Regions from separate parts of the Homo sapiens genome. Here region 1 is linked to region 2. The links are chromatin loops, found by intact Hi-C in ENCODE. Cell type or tissue: PC-3. All regions are shown on one strand.

Evidence for each region. A loop is a pair of places that touch in the nucleus more often than their neighbours do. Peaks named below come from ENCODE experiments on the same cell type or tissue, not always from the same donor. Only the 100,000 strongest peaks of a DNase experiment are listed, where the experiment ranks them.
Region 1: a loop joins it to region 2, with 2.1 times the contacts of the local background. A loop is called at or near these places in 1 of 110 quality-filtered maps.

What each region holds. Positions count from the first base shown.
Region 1 is chr10:34,520,267-34,525,266 of GRCh38, forward strand. The region is part of intron 2 of PARD3 (par-3 family cell polarity regulator); the gene reads right to left. Among named protein-coding and RNA genes, the nearest start is that of PARD3, 290 kb to the right of the region's middle. In PC-3, a CTCF peak has its summit at 2,483 (motif pointing right); DNase peaks (open chromatin) are centred at 15, 2,515 and 3,325; H3K4me3 peaks cover 592 bases; H3K27ac peaks cover 3,132 bases.
Region 2 is chr10:34,121,811-34,126,810 of GRCh38, forward strand. All of the region lies in intron 23 of PARD3 (par-3 family cell polarity regulator), which reads right to left. Among named protein-coding and RNA genes, the nearest start is that of LINC02629, 220 kb to the left of the region's middle. In PC-3, no CTCF peak of the experiment used is centred here; DNase peaks (open chromatin) are centred at 191 and 3,121; H3K4me3 peaks cover 1,291 bases; H3K27ac peaks cover 1,965 bases.

The DNA of each region.
Region 1 (5,000 bases), 400 kb after region 2:
TGCTGACGTATAGATAGAATCAGCTGATTAAACAATCTGGAAGAACCAGTACCAGGGTTCATACCATACCACGGTAATTGGTATGAAGAAATCACAGTAGGATGAATAATTGGGCCACTCAACCTTATAATGAACAACATAAATCAGAAAAGAAGTCCTTAATAGTTACAAAAAAAAGGGAAAGGTATGCATACGTATACACCAAAACATCCATATATAGTAAAATCAGTTTATCTGACAGTGACTTGCAAGTGTCTGCCTGTATTAGAGACACAGACATTCCACTAGATTAGGGGTCAATGGGCAAACTTTCTCGAAAAGAATAAGACAGTAAATATTTTTGGAGCTGTGGCCCATACCGTCTCTTTCATAACTACTCTACTCACTAATTATAGTATGAAAGAGCACCCATAGACAATACAAAAACAAATGACTGTGACTACATTTGAATAAAACTTTATTTATAAAATAAACAGGCCAAATTTGGCCCATGGTCCCTAGTTTGACAACCCAGCCCATCTTTCTAGTAACATGCAATTTTAGTTTCAGTTTGAGCAATAAAACTAAAAGTCAAGGTACCTTTGTAGCCTCAAAAAACTAAAATACTCATTTCAAGCTCTGCATGAAGATTTTGGATTGCTATACTTGATTTTAATATCATCATACTTTTCATAAGGTGTGTGGCTTAATATGCATTTTGAAGATATTAAGTTTTGACATTTTGGTGCTTAATTGGAAGCAAATGAAATTCATGTTTTGTTATTAACTTTTCACAATGATGTGTTCTCTCAAGAATCGAGTCCTTTCTGCAAACTGAAAATGGAGATTGAAAATTACAAAGAATAAGTCTTTAAATGCCACATGATGGAAGAGCTTATACATATATATTAGTTTCAATAATTATCTCCAGCATTTTTAGAAAACATTATAGAACCACAGTTGGTGATTTGCAATATGCCAATAACATACAATTGCACAGCTTTCTTTTAAACCAAAATTTAAGTGCCAGGTCCCAATATGAAATAATTTTGTGTTAAACTGGGAAAGATATATAATTTTAGAAAATCTACTCTATAAGAATGCATATAGTAACACAGCAAAAAAAAAAAAAAAAAAAGGTGGGGGGAACCTTCACAAAAAACTGCGTATTAAAAATCTCCATCATGCCCTTCAAAAAGTAAAGGAAAAGTCTTTTAAATTTGTGAAATGTTACTCAAATTCTAATTTAACAGATGGAATCTTCACTGCTGTCCACAAAGTAGATCATTTTGAATGTTCATTTTTTTCCTTGCAATAATTATTAATCTCTCTTCTGTTCCATTCATCTATCAAGTCTCCATGAGAAAAGACAGGCAGAATTTGGATAACACCTACAATAGCCCAAGTAGAAATAAACTCTAAACATTGTCACCCACTTTCCCCTACCTCAGGACAAGTCACTTTAACTATGAAACATCAGAACCCCCCAACAGAAAACCTCTTATAGAAACATCACACAGAAATGCTTATAAAACCCTTGGATCTAGGGAAGTCCCTTTAATAGGTAAAATTAAGACCTGAAAGCCCACAACTGCATGTAGCAAAGTGGCTAACAGCAATGGAGAATCAGAAAAAGCTACATTCAAAGCCAGCTCTGACCTTATTTTTTGGGTAGCTGTTGGTAAATCCAGTGGCCTCTCTAACACCTCCAGACCTTACTCTCCTCATTTGGAAAAGAGGATGGTGGTTGTGGGTAGACAGAATAATGGTCTCCCCAAAGTTATCCATGTCCAAACTCCTGGAACCAGTGAATGTTACCTTCTATGAAAAAGGGACTTTGCAGACAGGATGGAGGTTAAGAACCTTAAAATGGAAAGATTATCCTTCATTATCCAGGTAGAGCCCCATCTAATTACATAAGTCTGGAAAAATGGAGAGCCACGCCTGGCTGCGGCCAGAGAGAAACGTGATGATGGCCAGAGAAATACTACACTGCCCACCTTGAAGACAAACAAAGGGAGTCATGAGCCAAGGAAAGTGAGCAGCATTTAGAAGGCAAGGATATAGATTCTCCCCTAGAGCCTCGAGAAAGGAGCACGGTTAACACACTGATTTTATGGCATTCTGACCCATGTCAGCCTTCTACCAAGCAGAATTGCCAGGTAATGAATTTGCATTGTTTTCAGCCACTTATGCCTGCTCTGCCAGATGTAGGACAAATAAAGAGATAAGGTATACAACTTCCAGAACACAATAAGTATGTTTACTATGAGCTTTTATTAAATTATATTGTGATGGATGATAAATACGTTCTACTTTTGTAAATATGAGAATAGTTTCAAGAGTAAAGAAGACAGATGCAAAGCTCAATCGCTGTGTCTTGGATCTACACAGGAATAGTAATGGGAAAAAGAACACGGAAAGAAGACAGCATGCTAGAAAATGCATGTTCAACATAGATATGGCACAAAATGAAGACCTTCCACAGACGCTCTACATCCTCCTCTAGAGGGCCCCACAGAAACACAAAGTCGTTTTTATTATTTCACTTAACAGGAAGCAAAGCCGAGCCTCAGAGAGATGAATCTGACTAGCATATAAATAAATACAGAATAAATTTGAGATGGGAAATCAAGTCAAAGATCCTATTTTCTCCAAATCTTCCTGCTCTGGAGCATCTAACATATCCACAGCACAGGGCACTGGCAGGCTACAAACTAAGATTATCTGCAGACCTCTGAATAGGATTCTGTTCGTTTTTGATTAATCAAACGTAATAACCTGCCTTTACCAAATTAATGCAATTTTGATGACACCACTTAAAATTTTTCTGAACATATCTGAGGGTAATGAAGATCATCACAGACAATTCATCCTGCTGGTGCCATCACTCAGTCTTAAACAGAGGGCTTAAAAGGATCAAAGAACTTGCAGATTCTACCCTCATACAGGAAAATGAAAGCTGATTTAAGCCAAGTCTAAGTGAAATCTCAAAGACCTCTAGGTTCAAACTCCACACACCCTGAGAAGCCATTTTAATGTGACACCCTGTGAGCAATCTCTCACTTTCCATTGCTTTCTTCATGTATAAGCTAGACATATCCAGGGAAAGTCAATTATGATGGGTGTCATTGGACACTCAATGTCAATATATGCAATTGTTTTCCTATGAAATAAAGACTTATAATTCTTTTAAAAAGGCATCATATTTTGGCCCTGGATAAAGTACAAAACATGTTGGAGAATACTAGAAACAAGAATAAACTTGAAGATGCCTCCATGACCCTCTCTTCATCTAAGAAACATGAGCAGCCTCCATGAGTCAAGCCAGATCCAGCGGCTTAGTCAACAAGAAGCACAACACAGAAAGTGCGTGTTTGAGAGATGACAGGGAGATGTCATGGGCAGATGTGCCTATAAAGAAGAATGTAACAGAAGAGAATAGAAAGAAAATTCAACAGATATGGGAGAACTAGAGCATAATGAAATAAATTTCAAAAACTTAACAATAAAACTAAAGGAGTTGGAGATACATGCATTTTTTAAGTTTGAAGTCAGGCTGTTCCATGATGTATAATTCTAAACTATCACTAATTCAAAAATCACTTTTCGTCTCCATAGTTTATAAATTATAGATTTCTATAATTAGGATCATACCTACCAATACATTTAAATTCTTCTGCCCTTTCACTCAAGGATGTCCAAAAAAATTATAAATTAGATCAAGTATTTGAGTTTCTGAATTCCCCTTTTTCTATCTCTTATTTTTTTTTAAGATTTCATTTACACTTGTCTCCCATAAAGCACACGTGATAACCTGTGGCACTTACATAAAAGAAAAACTAACCAAACACTAACATGCTTTTGTAGATTATCACAGTGTATTATCCAACATAAGAAAGGGAGCTAAATGAGATCAATCTTTAATAAAGCCATTTCCAGCAAAATATCATGCAGGAGAGGGCAGAACATTCCCGCTGCTTCCTGAACAACACAGGAGACCACCATCATCATAAGCTTCTATCTGTCAATTGCCAAAGGGAGACCTGTCCGACAAGAGCTAATGCCATCCTTTAAGAAGAAAGTATTTCTTGAACACTCATGCCTAATAGAGATATTCCACTGCATCTGGAAACCACAGTGAAAGATATTCACCTATGATACTCCCTAGCCCTGATGCTTACATTTCAGAGCTGAAATTTAATTCTGTTGTCCCTCAGGGTGACATAGTCTATCACCCACTGAGCCTTCAGACTAATTAGATTCCCAGTTTAAGACTTATGTTCAACTAATAGCCTTGAGTATGTCAACCACAAACCACAATGAAAATATGCAAATTCGTATAGCCATCAGCTAACTGACCCACCTGCCAAATATAATATAAACCCCTCTTGCTCTACTCTCTATCATGAGTGCCACTGTTACACTGGTATCCACCCATGAGGTTACAACTACATAACACTACTGCTTAAGTATTAATAAAAAGTAGGATAGCACAGTAAGACAGAACAAAATAATTCAGAAATGGGCTAATCACATACAGATAGGTTGACTCCAAACTGGAGGAAGTGGCACGAGTTGTGATTTTATCATGAACACATGCAGTGTTCCCTCAAAGAGAACATGGTAAGACTGGCAAATGGGCAAGATGAATAATCTCAGAAGCAAATGCGATGATGTAGTAACTAATTATTACGTAGACACAACAAAAAGGGAACTAAAAATCAATTTGTAAGCTTTCTGATGACTGAATTTACTTTAATGACACAGAGACAATACTAAATCCTTAATCATTCTCTGAGCCTTACTTGCTAGCATGGTTCATTAAAAACTCATTTAAATAGAGCTAGTGTTTAACTGGACGAGTAAGCAAAAGGATATATTTGAACCAATGATGTTTTGTAATCATAGTAATACAAACTATACCAATAAAAACTCGCTACAGAACAAGAATCTTAAGCTTGCCACTGGAAAACTTTAAATGTTATGCATGTGAGATTAATTCCACGCTTCATCAGCAT
Region 2 (5,000 bases):
CTTTATAACCACACTCACTGGAACAAATGTGTATTCAGAGACCCGCTTCACAACACCGTTCAAATAACACATCAGTGAGGCCTTCAGCAAGAAAAACACTTCGCTGAGCGAGTTCTGCTTATGCAAACAATTGTTCATCAACTGCATTAAAAGAGACAGACATTTTCTTCCATTACACTTGATGAGGCTGGCCAAAAAGGAAACTGAGCTGTTTTCTTGTCACGGTGAGCAATGGGAAGCTTGAGATAAACCACTGGACAGAAAGAAAACACTACACCATTTCCTTTACACCCTCAAAAGAACCACATTTTCCTTTCCTTTTCACTCAGTGTAAACTATATGCATGTGTCAAACAGTCTTGAAAGATCTGGCATTCTGCAGCAGGATTTAGTAACCAGCTTTTTAAGCTCGTGCTGTTCTGTGACAAGCTGCTTGTGGAGATGTGAAGGGAAATTGCAAGGTCTTGTAGAAATTTCAGGTGTATTTTTAAGTTGTTTCTCCCATAGGCCTGAAAATTTGCTTCTGACAGAGAAAAAAGAAGTTGAAGGACTTGTTTTCTCTGCTGTGTGTTTTCTGACACTGTTCGCCTCAAACTTTATCAGCTACAAGTATCTAGTTGGATCTGGATACATTCCAATGATGACATTATCAGCATATGGGGTCTGAAAACTTAAAAGGAGTGAATGAGTTTGGGATCAGCAAACTGACATATTTCATACTATCATGCTCACCAGGAAGAAACATAAACATTGGCTTCACCATTAATAGTTTACTCCATTTCTCTTTTTAGAACTTGCAAAAGGGTGGGTTACTAAACAGAATCACTCTTACCTTTAAGATAAAACCCTCTAACAGGTCACATATTTCAAGGAAGATTGCATACATGACCAGCCCAGAGCAACAACTAAATAAGTTCATCCCGGCAAGTTTGACACTTGACCTGAATAAAAATCACCCCTCTAATTCACAATTTAAATGAAGACCTCTTAAAAACAAAAACTGGATGAACAGTATTACAATGGCAATCTGGAATTTTACACACTGTGGCTTCAATCCCTATGGCATGAACAAAATAATGTATCTGAGTCCAAGCACAAAAATAAAGTGAAGAAAAGAGGTAATTTGTAACCTCACAGAGAAGTGTATGTTTTCAAATAAAATATCATCAACAACTGCAGCGACAAAGTAACACCCACATAGGGAAATACCTGCGCAGGCATAACTGTAATAACTCTGGAGATTCACCAGAGAACAAGGCGAAGCTCTGTTCTAACAGTGCAAATTACAAATAACCCTGTGATGAAATTGGTTACAAGCAATGACCTTTTAAATAAAAAAAAAACATGGCTGCCAGAGCCATAATAACAATAGAGATTGTAAGATGGAAATAAACACACGAGTATATATTACACAGGATGCTGGAGAGCCATGATATGTAAATCTCTTCATGGCCTATGTTTAAAACCACAAGTGAAAAATATGTATTTTTTTTTGTAAGTGGACTACAAAGTACTTGTCTTTCTCATAGATTATAAAGGGATAATAATTCAAGCTTGAGGAAGCTATACAATGTTGGTATCATTTAGTAGGGTAAAATATAAAAAAATATTTTCCACAGTTTTTTTTTTAAACATTTTGTTTTTATTTTAGAGTCAGAATCTTGCTCTGTTGCCAAGGCTGGAGTACAGTGGCACAATTACAGCTCACTGCAGCCTCAAACTCCTGGGCTCAAGCTGTCCTCAGTAGCCAGGACTACAGGTATGCACCACCATGCCTGGTTAATTTTTTTTTTCTTTTTAATTTTTGTAGAGGCAGGGTCTTGCTGTGTTGCCCAGGCTGGTCTTGAACTCCTGCTCTCAAGTGATCCTCCCACCTTTGCCTCCCAAAGTGCTGGAGATTACATGCTTGTAATGGTCTCATACGGTGTTTTATGAATTAAGTCTTTAAGCATTTCTCTTAATTAAATAAAATCATTGCTTCAAAATAAAAATAGAAAAAAATGAAAATACAAAACGAAATATTTAATAGACAGTTAACAGAGTAAAGAACAAACATGAATATCCACAGTACAAAGTTTCAGTACTAATTAGAACTAGGTAATACTGTAAGACTTTGACAGCTTAATATGCGAGTGTGCTGCCACTTATGAAATAAAATCATTGTTATATTAACATATACATAGAATATTCAATAATTTCAAATAATCTATCACTTTTCTTCTTATAGATAAGGAAAATAGTGTGTAAGTATGTGTGGGTGTGCACGTGTATATATATATCCACACACATATGTAATATTTTTATAAAGGATCACTTTGAGCAGATTTTCTCCTTAAATTATGAATGATAAAAATCTGCAAAATTTTGTATGTCCAAGGGCACATATAGAAAACAAAAAGTAAAATACAAAACATTCAGGCACTTTGGATGAAAACCTGTGATGAAGATGATGGTGAGAATGATGCTGATGACAAAAAGACTAATGGCATTCCCTTGAGATTCACAATCCTTACTTTAGCAATTCACATGAGCTGTGACCCTAATAGGAATTCCATATTCTGATAAGAGTAGCAATTTAAAGATTTGGTAGGGAGCAGAAATCATTTTTATGCCATTAAATCATGTGAAGAGTGTCAACTGTTGACTCTGTTGAAAAGTGGCCAGTGCTAATATTGGTAATTATTTTCTTCAGTAGACTTATGTACAACCTTTAATCAAAACAACGTTAACTTTTGTCTACCCATCGTGCCTTCCCAGCCTTCCGCACCCACCCACACATGCCATAATTATGTAACTATTGACTGAACTCTTGTGGGTCTTGAATGTTGAAAAGCTTAATTGCTCCTAAGGATGTGAGTAATGGCTGAAAAGACTGCAAAGCACACCCGTTTCCCTCATGAAGTTTTTAGAAATGAATGTTTTGGTCTTAATTGTATTTGTCTTCACCTCATCTTTCACACCAGTGCTTAGATCTTTTATCCCCGCCCCCATCTTAAGCAATAGGAACACTGAAAATAAAAAGGTTGCTCTACAAAACAAGCCAGGCACTTTAGTATCTGGGCTAATGGCAACCCAAGGTAGCTTCAGGAGTTCCTACCACACAGGGCTTCTGAGCATAGCATGGCCATGAGTCACAGAGCCTTTGGCTGAGGGACAGGTCACAGGGCAGAATAAAGTGCTGACTTTGCGACAGTACAGAGGCTCTCTCCATGTGTGATGGGCACCTCTCTGCAGATGGCTTATCTCCAGGTCTATTTCTTTCTTTTTTTTTTTTTGAGACGGAGTCTTGCTCTTGTCGCCAAGTTAGAGTGCAATGGCGTGATCTTGGCTCACTGCCACCTTAGCCTCCTGGGTTCAAGTGATTCTCCTGCCTCAGCCTCCTGAGTAGCTGGGATTACAGGCACCTGCCACCACGCCCGGCTAATTTTTGTATTTTTAGTAGAGACGGGGTTTCACCATGTTGGCCAGGCTGGTCTTGAACTCCTGACCTCGGGATCCACCCACCTGGGCCTCCCAAAGTGCTGGGATTATAGGAGTGAGCCACCGTGCCCGGCCCTCCAGGTCTATTTCTATGCGAGGTGATTTCCACCCAACTAGAGCTAGGGTCATACTCATTTCAAGGCTGTCAACTAAGGCAGCATTTTTTGAGTCAAGGCATGGAGGCCGCTAGGAGAAAATGAGAGCAGATACTTTTTAAGTCTTAAAAAAGATGGAAACGAAAGGAAAACCACCATTTTCTGAAATTGCCCAGGCACAGGGAGGCAATCTAGTGGTACAGAGTGGCTGTGTGCTATGACTGCCTTGCCAATTAAAGCAGGCAGAGCCCTAAGAGGGCAGGGAGAGCTATTAAAGTCTGAAACAGGAAAAGGGAGAAAAGGACAGATTTTGTTATTCATTGAATGACGGACAGCTAGGAAACAAGCAAGCTTGAGGGAGAAGAGGATATTCACATTGCAGAGTATCAATTTTCTACCTGAAGGACTAAACTACTTTCAGTCACTCCCAACCTGGGATGGAAAGGATTTAGCAATACAGCTATTATTAAAGGCTCCATTATCCCATCTATCAGTCGTCTCAGCCAGCAAGTCTCCTTGTTGGCAACACTCAGGTATCTGCAAAGTTTTTACGGCATACTGTACTTACGTCTGCAGCCTGCAATTTAGTTCTTTTAAAAGCAACACTAAGTCCTGTCCATATCGAAGCTCTGTGATAATAACCCTAACCTCACCTATTGTTCCATTATCTTAAGAAAGATTTAAAGCAACTTGCTGCTTTATTTATGTTGCACCTGGCACTACGTGAGGAAGAAGTTGCCTTTTCTTCTTCTCTTGCTCAACTTGGGAGAGAATTCACTTCAATTATGGAGCTAAGGAAATTTTCTGGGCCTCTGCTCATCTAAAGACCTTTTGTGCCACAAATCAGCTCCCTCAGGCCCAGACATTATTTTGAACAAAGGCCCAGGAACAGGTGCATTCTGTACTGCTAGAGCTTATAGAGAACATTTTCAAAATAGGTAGATTGAAAGGGCTACTTGGATGAATTTTCCGCAGCATCCTGCTCTGTATGTAAAGTAATTGGCTTACATATTTTTCTCTGTGACACATCTGGCTGCACTTTGTGTGTGGGCATTTCTAACAAGCATGACAATTTCAACTAATATGGGCTCAGTTGTACACACAGCTTGAAGGTGAGTTTGTGGTTCCTTAAAACTAAAATGATTACAAACCATTCCAAAGAATGAGATCATGGTCCCATCCCTTCCAAATACAGTGACCCTTCAAGGTCAGAATACATAAGAGAAGAGAAGGATTCCAAGATGCAAAAAGCTCATTTTGTAAAACAGATAATTAAAACCATAGACCAAGCTACATTTTAAACAACTGAGCAGCTCTTCCTAAGGTAACCATAAGAATTGGTATGAAAATTAATACACTAAGTAGAATTCCAGTCACTTTAAGCTCATTTACATGATCAGTAAAATAGAGCAAGATCTCAGTTTCT